2 separate regions of the Homo sapiens genome follow, and region 2 is linked to region 1. The links are chromatin loops, found by intact Hi-C in ENCODE. Cell type or tissue: gastrocnemius medialis. All regions are shown on one strand. Links, peaks and the distances in the headings refer to the core of each region. The heading gives the core; the rest is flanking DNA.

Evidence for each region. A loop is a pair of places that touch in the nucleus more often than their neighbours do. Peaks named below come from ENCODE experiments on the same cell type or tissue, not always from the same donor. Only the 100,000 strongest peaks of a DNase experiment are listed, where the experiment ranks them.
Region 2: it touches region 1 in a loop (6-fold over the local background); 11 of 110 quality-filtered maps call a loop at or near these places.

Annotation. Positions count from the first base shown.
Region 1 is chr7:22,844,031-22,853,430 of GRCh38, reverse strand. No RefSeq gene overlaps it. Among named protein-coding and RNA genes, the nearest start is that of SNHG26, 5.5 kb to the left of the region's middle. RefSeq lists an enhancer at 9,227-9,400. In gastrocnemius medialis, for the core only: no CTCF peak of the experiment used is centred there; DNase peaks (open chromatin) are centred at 3,570 and 4,130; H3K27ac peaks cover 2,500 bases.
Region 2 is chr7:22,968,298-22,970,797 of GRCh38, reverse strand. The region is part of intron 7 of HYCC1 (hyccin PI4KA lipid kinase complex subunit 1); the gene reads left to right. Among named protein-coding and RNA genes, the nearest start is that of HYCC1, 45 kb to the left of the region's middle. In gastrocnemius medialis, for the core only: no CTCF peak of the experiment used is centred there; a DNase peak (open chromatin) is centred at 1,467; H3K27ac peaks cover 2,500 bases.

The sequences.
Region 1 (9,400 bases), core at 2,014-4,513:
ATTCAACATGACTGATGTCCTTATCACACGGTGTCAAAATGCCACTTGAAGACAGAGACACACGAAAATGTGGCGGGACAGGGGCAGATCAGAGTGATGCAGCTGTAAGCCCAGGAATGCGGTGGATTGCCGGCCACCACCGGAGAAAGGCTAGGAAGAGGCAAGGAAGGACCCTCCCCTGCAGATTTCAGAGGGAGCTTGGTGTTTGGTTCTGCTGACACTTTGATTTTGGACTTCTAGTCACAAGAAATGTGAGACAAAACATTTCTGTTAAGTCACCGAGTGCTTTGTTAAGGCATCCCTAGGGAATTAATACAAGGACTGTGGGGACTTTCCCTCTGCCGTTCTGTGTAAAATCTGGCCATAAAGACATTATTTGACTTCCCTTGTTTGACTGTAGGTCATAAGACCCCCATTCCAGAGGGAGTCCTGTCCCATACCCAGAAGGAAAGAGTGCATGCTCAGAGAGGCCAAGAAGAATCCAGACAGACAGGCCTTGCTGGGTTTTCTCCCTCTATTAGTCTTAGATCATACACTTTTTGTCCGATCACATTTCTACGTCACTGCCCATACTTTGTTGAACCTAGGCATAAAAATGGATAATTTCCCCTGTATCTTTGGGTCTTCATTTGAAGGATCCCGGGTATACACATTAAATACATTTATATGCTTTTTCTCCAATTAATCTGCCTTTTGCAAGTTGATTTTTTAGTGAACCTTAAGAGGGCAAAGGGAAAACTTTCCATGTTGGCCCCTACAGATTGCTCAGTGCAGCAAATACTTATTGAGTGCCTATTCTATGCCAGGTGCTGTGATTGGTGTTGGAGGGTGTGAAGTTCAATGAGAAACTGCCCCTGCACTAAAGTGAGGAATATAAAATGAGATTCACCCACTGATAGAAGCCCATGAAGAGTGCCAAGGGCACAGCATAAAGCCACAAAGCCCAGCCTGCTAAGGCTACAGGAAAGGCTTCCAGAAGGAAGAGGTACCTATTAGTACAATGAGTGTAGCATGACCAGCAGGAAACTCATATGCTGCATGAAATTTAGGAGAGGAAAGAAGCAAAGAGGCCAAGAGAGTTACAGAAAAATCATAGGATAATAGAGTGCAGGGGACTTTAATAGGTCATCTAGGATTATTCTCTGGTGGGTGGAGCTGGTCTTAGGGTGTTGTCATGCAGAGTTGCCATGATGGTGCAATGTAGGCTCCATGAGAACTCTGTTTCCTTCTCTACTGAATCCCCCGAATTCAGTGTAAACGCCTAGAATATATTTAGATAAGGGGAAAAACTCCTTATCTAAATATCCTTATCAGAGGAAGAGATTATTCCCCCAAAGCAGTTCAATATTCATACCATAAAACTCTTCAAGGCTGATAATGGGGCAGTAGTGGGGTTTTATCCCAGGCGGTAGCTTCCTTGGGTCACCTTGAGTGTGAATTTATTCCTGTATTCCCAGTACCTGGCCTAGGGCTTTGCACATTGTAAATGCTTGATAAAACCTACTGAATTTCCTTTTCTTGCTGTCCATTTGACTTGTCTTTCACACATGTGGTGAACTACAGATATTCCCTGACTTACAATGGTTTGATTTATGTTTTTTTTTTTTTTTTTTACTTTGTGATGGTGCAAAAGCAATACGTAGCTCAGTAGAAAGTGTGCTTCAAGTATCCGTACAACCATTCTGTTTTTCACTTTCGGTACAGTGTTCAATAAATTACATGAGATATTCAACACTTTATTCTAAAATAGGTTTTGTGTTCAATTGTTTTGTCTAACTGTAGTGTAATGTAAGTGTCCTGAGCACATGTGAAGTAGACTAGGCTAATGGGATAATAGTAGACTGGGATGTTCGGTAGGTAGGTGTATTAAATGCACTTTCAACTTACCATATTTTGAACTCACAGTGGGGTTATCAGAACATAAATCCATTATAAGCTAAGGAGCATCTATGCTTGGAGAGTAGGAATCCCAGGGCATTGGGAGGCGTTGTGCACTTCCCTGGCTTGTTTTGCTGCTGTTAGTGGGGAGCCTTTTCCCCCAGTCCCATGCTTTTCTGTAGAGGAGCTTCTCCCAGACAATGCCCCGGGCCTTTTACTCATTCTTTCCTCATTCCTTTCCAGAGAAGGAAGGAATTTCAATACAATTCTGTGCCAACATGAATGCTGAAATCATGCAAACTGTGGTGGTCCTGTTGGCTTCCATCCTCTGCCTGTCACCTGTTTTCAAGGTGGACAGGTGCAGACTATTATTTCCTCTGTGGGACTAGGGGAAATGGGTGTGGTGAACTGCACCCAGCCATTTTTGTGTTTTTTCGATGGTCAAAGTGGAATTAAAAATAATGTCGCTCCCAGCACTTTGGGAGGCCGAGGCAGGTGGATCATCTGAGGTCGGGAGTTTGAGACCAGCCTGACCAACATGAAGAAACCCCATCTCTACTAAAAATACAAAATTAGCTGGGCGTGGTGATATATGCCTGTAGTGCCAGCTACTCGGGAGGCTGAGGCAGGAGAATCACTTGAACCCGGGAAGCAGAGGTTGTGGTGAGCCGAGATTGCGCCATTGCACTCCAGCCTGGGCAACAAGAGTGAAACTCTGTCTCAAAAAAAAAAAGTATCTCTCATTAACCCTGCAATAACATAATCCTGGAAGCCACTGAGGGTTTTCTCAGCTCAGTGTATAGTCAGTCAATTGGGGACATTGTAAGTGTCACTGCCTTAACTTTTGTGCTTTTCTTTTTTTATTTCTTTTTTCTTGAGGTGGGGTCTTGCTCTGTTGCCCAGGCTGGAGTGCAATGGCAGAATCATAGCTCACTGCAGCCTTGACCTCCTGGGCTCAAGCAATCCTCCTGCCTAAGCCTTCTAAGTAGCTGGGACTACAGGTGTGTGCCACCGTGCCTGGCTAATTTTTTTTTTTTTTTTTTTTTGTAGAGGTGGGGTCTCACTATGTTGCCCAGGCTAGTCTTGAATCCTGGGTTCAAGCAGTCTTCCTGCCTTGGCCCCCCAAAACACTGAGATTACATGTGTGAACCAGCATGGCCTGCCACTTTTATGCTTTTTGATGGTCAAAACGGTATTAAAAATAGTGTCTCTTGGTTGGGCGCAGTGGCTCACGCCTGTAATCTTAGCACTTTGGGAGGTCGAGGTAGGTGGATCACATGAGGGGAGGAGTTCAAAACCAGCCTGGCCAACATGATGAAACCCCATCTCTACTAAAAATTAAAAAAAATTAGCCAGGCATGGTGGCGGGTGCCTGTAATTCCAGCTACTCGAGAGGCTGAGGCAGGAGAATCACTTGAACCCAGGAGGTGGATGGTGCAGTGAGCTGAGATCATGCCACTGCACAGCCTGGGTGACAGAGTGAGATTCTGTCTCAAAAAAAGAAAAAAGAAAAAAGTCTCTCATTAACCCTGCAATAACATAATCCTGCATTTTACCCAATTTAAATTTTTGGCCGTCACTTATGTTGGCAGGTGACATCCACTGGCTCATCTTTCTCAAAAAAGAAACACATCTATTTGAAGGCTGCAGCTATGATGATTCACTCCCCTTTTCTTCCCTCACTGTCCAAAACCAGCATAAGGCAATGATGGCCCAAGGTCTAGACTGGGATGGGGAATAGGGTGTCTCAGCTCTGAAGACACAATCTGAACAGTAATAAAGCTAGCACCTTAATTTCCATTCTTTCTTATGTCTGAGTTGGTTCTGAATGCAGAAGGAAGGGAAAGTGCATTATTTTTCACCCTCCCCCTATCCTACCATTGCCTGATCCTTATCCCCAGGAGGATCTAAGACTCACATGTTATCGACAGACTAACCTCAGACATTTGCTTTCATGAATTAATTGGCCCATTCATTTACTCTTGTGTCTGTGTGTAGTGCACATTTTAGTGTGTTGTTGCAGTGTAGAGTCAGAATATAAAGCAACTACAGACATTATTTATGATTTAAAGGATCACTCCAGTTGGGTGACATTTTAACTGGGGTCATTGGGCTGTTTGCCATGAGCAGGTCTCTGCCCAACAGCTTGCCTTTTCCAAGCAGCTGTTGGCTTGTTTTCAAGCCAAGAGAAAATGTCTGCCCTTGCTGAAGCATATTGGTTTCATCTGCTTAAATAAACCCATGTGGCTGATTTCAGCAATTAGAAGGTACACACGTGAGTATCCTGGAAGCCCTGGGATATGAGTGCTCTGATCCCCACGTGGGTACAAAATGGCCTTTTGTTTCTGATTCTCATATAGGTACAAAATAGCCTGTTAAAAAAAATCCCGACAGTTTCGTTATTTACAAACATGAGCATTGTTGTTCATGATACTTCTAGAAAATACATGAATAGAGTATAAAACAGAATTGTTACATATTTAACTATATCAAACATATTACCTTAATTGATAAGAATGATCAGATTTGCTGTAAAACAAATAAAATACAAACATTTTTAACTCCATATCCTTCCTCAATGAACTGCTTATTTCTTTGTTTCTGCTTATAGCAGAACTCCTCAAAAGAGTTGTCTGTATTTGTCTCTAATGCCTTGCTTCCATTCTCATCTGAATCCAATTGTGGTGGGCAGCCTCTGAGATGGCTCCTAATAATCCCCATCTCCTGCTATTCAGGCCCTTGTAGAATCCCTTCTCCTTGAGTCTGGGCTGCACACCGGAAGTGATGGGGTGGCATCTTAGAAAAGATGCTAAGCATTGTAAGTCATTAGGGAATTGCAAACTGAAACAACACTCAGATCCCACTACATACCTTCTAGAATGGCTGAAATTCAAAACACTGACCATTACAAATGTAAGTGAGGGTGTGGAGCAACAGGAACGCTCATTCATTGCTGGGAATGCAAAATGGTACAGGCACTTTGGAAGACAGTATGGTGGTTTCTTACAAAACTAAACAAACTCTTACCATAAGATCCAGCAATTGTGGTCTTTGGTATTTACTCAAAGAAGTTGAAAACTTATGTCCACACAAAGGCTTGCACGTGAATGTATTAGCTTTATTCATAATTGCCAAAACTTGGAAGCAACCAAGATGTCCTTAAGTAGGTGAATGGATAAATAAACTGTGGTACATCCAGACAATGAAATATTATTCAGTGCTAAAAACAAATGCTCTATCAAATCACAAAAAGACATGCAGGAGCCTTAAAGGCCTATTACTTACCAGGTATGGTGGCTCACACCTGTAATACTAGCACTTTGGGAGGCCAAGGCAGGAGGATCACTTTAGCCCAGGAGTCCGAGACCAGCCTAGGCAACATGGCAAGACTCTATTTCTATAAAAAATTTAAAAATTAGCCCAGCATGGTGGTGGGTGCCTGTGGTCCCACCTACTTAGGAGACTGAGACAGGAGGATCACTTAAGCCCAGGAGGTTGAGGCTACAGTGAACCAAAATTGCACCACTGCATTCCAGCCTGGGCAACACAGTGAGATCCTGTCTCCAAAAAAAAACTCCAAAAAGGTCTGGTGCGGTGGCTCACACCTGTAATCCCAGCACTTTGGGTGGCCAAGGTGGGTGGATCACTTGAGGTCAGGAATTCGAGACCAGCCTGGCCAACATGATGAAACCCTGCCTCTACTAATAATACAAAATTAGCCGGGCATGGTGGTGCATGCCTGTAATCCCAGCTAGTTAGAGAGGCTGAGGCACGAGAATAGCTTGAACCAGGGAGGCGGAGGTTGCAGTGAGCCAAGACTGTGTCACTGCACAGCCTGGGCTCCAGCCTGGGTGACAGAGTGAAACTGTGTCTCCAAAGGAAAAAAAAAAAAGCCCACTGCTAAGTGAAACAAGCCAATCTGGAAAGGCTACATATTGTATGATTCCAACTAACATCTTGGAAAAGGCAAAACTATGGAGACAGTGAAAAGATCAGTAGTTGCCAGGGGTTGGGGATAGGGAGGGATGAATAAGTGGAATGGGGAATTTTTTTTTTTAATTTTATTTTTAGAGATGAGGTCTTGTCCTATCACTGAGGCCGTAGTGCAGTGATGAGATCATAGCTCACACAGCCTCAGACTCCTGGGCTCAAGGATCCTCCTACCTCAACCTCTCAAGTAGCTGAGATTAAAGGTGCAAACCACCACACCAGCTGAAGAGAGAATTTTTAGAGCAGTAAAACTGTTCTGTATGACACTATAAGGGTAGATACATGTCATTATATAGTTGTGAAAACCTGTAGAATGTGTAACACAGAGTGAACCCTGATGTAGACTATGGATTTGGGTTATCAGTGATGTGTCAATGTTTCACCACCTGTAACAAACGCACCATGCTGGTGTGGGATATCATGGTAGGGGAGGCTGTGGGGAGGAGGGATGAGGGCATGTGGGAACTCTCCATTTTCTGCTCAATTTTGCTGTGAGCCTAAAACTGCTCTAAAAACTGTAGTCTTTTTAAAAAAAGTGATGTGGGCTGGGTGTGATGTCTCACACCTGTAATCCCAGTGCTTTGAGAGGCTGAGGCAGTAGGATTGCTTGAGGCCAGGAGTTCAAGACCAGCCTGGGCAACAGAGTGAGACCTTAACTCTACAAAAAATTAGAAAATTAGCCAGGTGTGGTGGTACACACCTGTAGTCTTAGCTACTCAGGAGGCTGAGGCAGGAGGATCACTTGAGCCAGGAGCTGGAGGTTGCAGTGAGCTGTGATTATAGTACCGTACTCCACCCTGGACAATAGAGCAAGACCCTGTCTCAAAAAAAAAAAAAAAGGTGACGTGATGTCACTTCCAAGATTAGGTTGCAAAAGACTATAGCTTCCACTGTAAGCTGCCTCTTTCTCTTGTAGATTATTTGCTCTAGGACAGGGGTCCCCAACCCCCAGGCTGCAGACTGGTATCAGTCCGAGGCCTGTCAGGAACCGGGCAGCACAGCAGGAGGCGAACGATGGGTGAGTGAGCATTACCACCTGAGCTCTGCCTCCTGTCAGATCAGCTGTGGCATTTGATTTTCATAGAAGTGCTAACCCTGTGATGAACTGCACATGTGAGGGATCTAGGTTGCACACTCCTTACGATAATCTAATGCCTAATGATCTGAAGTGGGACAGTTTCATCACTACCTCCCCACCCACCCCCCAAGCCCCCACGGGTCTGTGGAAAAATTGCCTTCCAAGAAACTGGTCCCTGGTGCAAAAAAAGTTTGGGTACCACTGCTCTAGGGGAAGCAAGTTGCCCTGTTTTGAGCTGCCCTATGGGGAGACCTACTTGGCATGGAATAGGTGTCCCAGGCCAGCAGCCAGCAGGGATCTGAGCCCTGCCAAAAGCCAGATGAGCAAACTTGGAAGCAGATCCTTCCTGTCGGGCTTGAGACCATTCTCACCCCAGCCAACGTGAGGATCCTACCCTTGTGGAAGACCATGAGCCAAGCCATACCCAGATTTCTGACCAACAGAAGCTGGGAGATAGTGAATGTTTATTGCTTTCAGCTGTTAGGTTGGGGTAGCTTGTTACACAGCAGTAGCTAAGTAATACACCAGTCCACCACTCCATAAAAACAGCTCTTTTTGAGGGCAGCAGTGATTTTGGTCTTTGCCTTAGTGAACCTTCATCTCAGTTGTGTGATCACTCTCTCCTTGAGACACTCTTCATTTGGCTTCCAGGTCACCACACCTTCTCTGTCTTTATCCAGCCTCCAGCCTGCCTCTTTTCTGCCTCTGTGACTGGATCCTTTTCATTTTGCCCGCCTTTTACTGCAGAGCTCTCCAGGGCTCAGTCCTCAGATCTCTGCTCTCCTTGATCCACTCCTGTCTAGGTGATGGCTTCGTTTAGTCATACGGTGTGAAATGACATTTTTATTTGATGAATCTTACATTTCTGTCACAGGCCTAGACTATTTCCTGACTTGCAGACTCATCTCTCCAACTGCCCACTCAACATTTGCACTTAGGTTTCTAAAAGGCATCTCAGAATTAACTTATCCAAAACTGAATTCTTGATTTTTCGCCCTCAAAAACTGATCTTGCCACCAGTAACCCCACTGAAGTAAATAGCTATTTCATTCTTCAGATGCCTGTGGCAGAAACCTGGGCAGCATCCCAGACTCCCCTCCTGCTCTTACACCTTACATCTGTCCATTGCAGCAATCCCAGCTCTACCTCTAAACCCCAACTCTGACCACTTCTCAACCACCCTAGTCCAAGTTTCCATGGTCACCCTTCCTGATGATTTTAACAGCTCTCTATGGTACTTTCCTTCCATCTTTGCACCTGCAGGTTATTCTCCACACAAAAGAGTGAACTCTTAAAACGTAAGTGTGATCATGTTATTTCTCTGCCTAGAATTCTTGAGTGGCCTCTCATTTCTTTCAGTGTAAAGTCAAAGTCCTTTCAGCGGCTTACATGGCTGTACATGATGTGGCCTCCATCTGCTGTCTGTCCTACTTCCTGACACTCTGTCCTTTTCACATTTGCTCCATGTACACTGGCCTCCTTGCTGTATTTTGAATGTAGCAAACATGCCTGCCTCTGGGCCTTAGCACTTGCTGTTCCTCTGCCCAGAATGCTCTTCCCCCAGGTTTCATTTTGGCCTGCACTGTCTCTTCCTTGAGGTCTCCAGTCATAAGCCACCTATTATGGCTGAATTGTGTTCCCCCAAAATGCATAGGTTGAAGCCCTAACCCTCCATGTGACTGACTAGACAGTATTTAGAGATTCGGCCTTTTGGGAGGTTAGATGAGGTTTTGAGAGAGGGGCCCTAATCCAACAGGACTGGTGTCCTTATAAGAAGAGGAAGAGATACCAGAGGCCCTTCTCTCTCCCCGGCACACATGAACAGAGGAAAGACCATGTGAGGCACTGCGAGAAGGCAGCTGCCCATACTCCAGGAAGAGAGTCCTCACCAGCAACCATCCCTGCTGGTACCTTGATCTTGGACTTGGAGCTTTCAGAACTGTGAGAGAGTGAGTTTCTGTTATGTAAGCCCCCAGTCTGTGGTCCTCTGTTATAACAGCCCAAGTCCACTAAGACACCACGTTAGAACTGCCTCGTATAAAGTGCCAACTCCCCTCATCTCACCCAGCATGCCTGTCCTCCCTAATCTGTTTTTCTCTTCACAGTGCCCTAACTTCCTTTTCTTGTTTGCATGTTTGTTTTTTTTCCTCTTCCCTGAATAGAACATCAGTGCCATGAGGGCAGAGGCTTGTACTCACAGCACCTAGCACTGCGTCTGGTGCATCTTAGGCCCCCACTTAATGGTTAAGTGCCCACGATTGAACTGGAGAAAATTCCACTGTGCTACCATTGCTCCAAATTCTGCAGACAACTACAGGTGCCCAAGAGGAAGAAAGCACTGTCAAAAAGTGAGCACCAGCCACAGTGGCCACCTAATTTATATAGTCTCACTTCTGTCATTCCTAGAACCAATTAAGGATTGCATTTGGCTACACATAATAAAAATCTGACTAC
Region 2 (2,500 bases), core at 1-2,500, 120 kb before region 1:
TTTTGGCATTTAAATTCAGTGAAGGGTATATGGGCAAACAATATCCTTGAAGATAGGAATCAGAAAAAACCTAATTCAGAGAATTCTTAAGTACCAAAATAAAGGAGTAGAGAAAAGAGATGCCATTACCAGTTAATGATGCAGAGGGATAGGACTAGATTATTTTGGGTCTCAGCTCAAATGATACCTCCTTGGAGAGGCTTTCCGTGACCATCATTCCTAAAGTAGCACTTTCCCACCCTAGTTTATTTCCTTGTAGCACTCATAACACTGTAATTACCTTGTTTGTTCTTTTGATATAGACTGTCAACTGCTAGAAACTTCAAGAGGTCAGGAACTTTTTGTTCACTGCTATATCACAAGAGCTTAGAAGTGCCTGGCATATGATAGAACCTCAATAACTGTTGAATGAGTGAATGATAGATGAGCTCTTCAACTCAGATTTATGATTTGATAAGTAGAGTTAGGATTAAAGGAAATAATTGGATTTTTACTTTTAAAAAATCTTTCATTGGTAAATAAAATCATCAGTTTTAGTTTTCCTAGTTATAAAACATTAACAATTTGCATTTCTGAATAAACGTTTAATTTCAGCCTCTGATAGATGATCACTTATTTCCTTACAAGTAGCTAGTATAGAAAATGAGAGAACCTGGAATTTTATTTCCTTTGTAAATCTTTCATGTGTGTTGGTATTTGAGAGAATTGTCTCTGTAATTCTTACATAAAGTAAGTTTAAAAGATGAGTGACCATCCTAGAGCCATGCAAATTTTTTTTTAGTTGTATAATAACAACAGTAACTTACCTATGTTCTGTTTCCTGAACCCTATACTATTTCCTTCCTGATTCCTAAACCTGTATATTCAATCCAGGAACCATCTCTGTCAACATGTCCCATAGATACCGTGTAAGTTTTAGGACTCTTCCTATGGCAACCAACTGATATCTACATCAAACTAAATTATACCGAAGGGGCCAGATGCGGTGGCTCACACCTGTAATCCTAGAACTTTGGGAGGCCGATGTGGGTAGATCACTTGAGGTCAGGAGTTTGAGACCAGCCTGGCCAACATGGCAAAACCCCACCTCTACTAAAAATACAAAAATTGCCAGATGTAGTGGTGGGGTGCCTGTAATCCCTTCTACATGGGAGGCTGAGGCAGGAGAATTGCTTGAACCCGGGATGTGGAGGTTGCAATGAGCTGAGATCATCGTGCCACTGCCCTCCAGCCTGGGCGACAGAGTGAGATTCCATCTCAAAAAAAAAAAAACCAAAAAAAAACACCCAAATTTTTGTACCTAGGAAGAGCAGTCATGGAACTGGCCTCAGGATGGCCAGACGTTGGCTCATGCCTGTAATCCCAGCACTTTGAGAGGCCACGGCGGGTGGATCACTTGAGGTCAAGAGCTTGAGACCAACCTGGCCAACATGGTGAAACCCTGTCTCTAATAGGAATACACACACACACACACACACAAAATAAACAGGTGCGGTGTGGGAGGCTGGGGCATGAGAGTCACTTGAGCCCCAGAGGTGGAGGGTGCAGTGAGCAGAGATTGCACCACTGCACTCCAGCCTGGGCAACAGAGTGATACTCCATCTTAAAAAACAAACAAACAAAAAAAGAACTGGCCTCAGGGTCAGCTGGATCCAGAGACTCAGATATTTTTAGGATATTCCCTCCCATCTCATCATCTTCATTTGTTGGCACTGTACTTTGTTTTTGCAGATAGGCTTCTTCCATGTGGTAAGAACAGTGACCTCAGGCAGCTAAAGGCTTACATTGTCCACTTTTTTTTTTGTTTTTTTTGAGATGGAGTCTCGCTCTGTCTCCCAGGCAGGAGTGCAGTGGCGTGATCCCAGCTCATTGCAACCTCCGCCTCCTGGGTTCAAGCGATTCTCCTGCCTCAGCCTCGTGAGTAGCTGGGATTACAGGCACATGGCACCATGCCAGGCCAATTTTTGTATTTTTAGTAGAAATGGGGTTTCACCATGTTGGCCAGGCTGGTCTTGAAACCTGACCTTGTGATCCATCTGCCTTGGCCTCCCAAAGTGCTGAGATTACAGGTGTGAGCCACCGTGCCAGGCCCTTACATTGTCTGCTTTTAGTGACCTCAGCAGAAAGAACTTCTCCCAGCTTCAGTATTAAAAACATCCAGCAAAGGGGGTGACAGCCTGAGACTTCTACATACCCCTATAGGGCCATATTGGGTAATACAATTGGAAGAGTACTCTGTCAGGTTAAATATTGCTTTGGTTGTATTAACACAGATAAACAATGATAACTTAAAGTAGATATTTATTTCTCTCTCACATAAAAGTCCAAGCTGGTAGGTGGTCTCAGAGGTAGATTGCTTATGTTTCCAATGTGTTCAAGTTGCTTCTGTCTGGGGATTCTGCCATTTCCTATGGTATTGCCCTTGTTGGTATGGTCTCAGATCACTACTATTACATCTGCCTTCTATCCTGCAAGTGGGGAGAAAGGGAGTGAAAGGCAA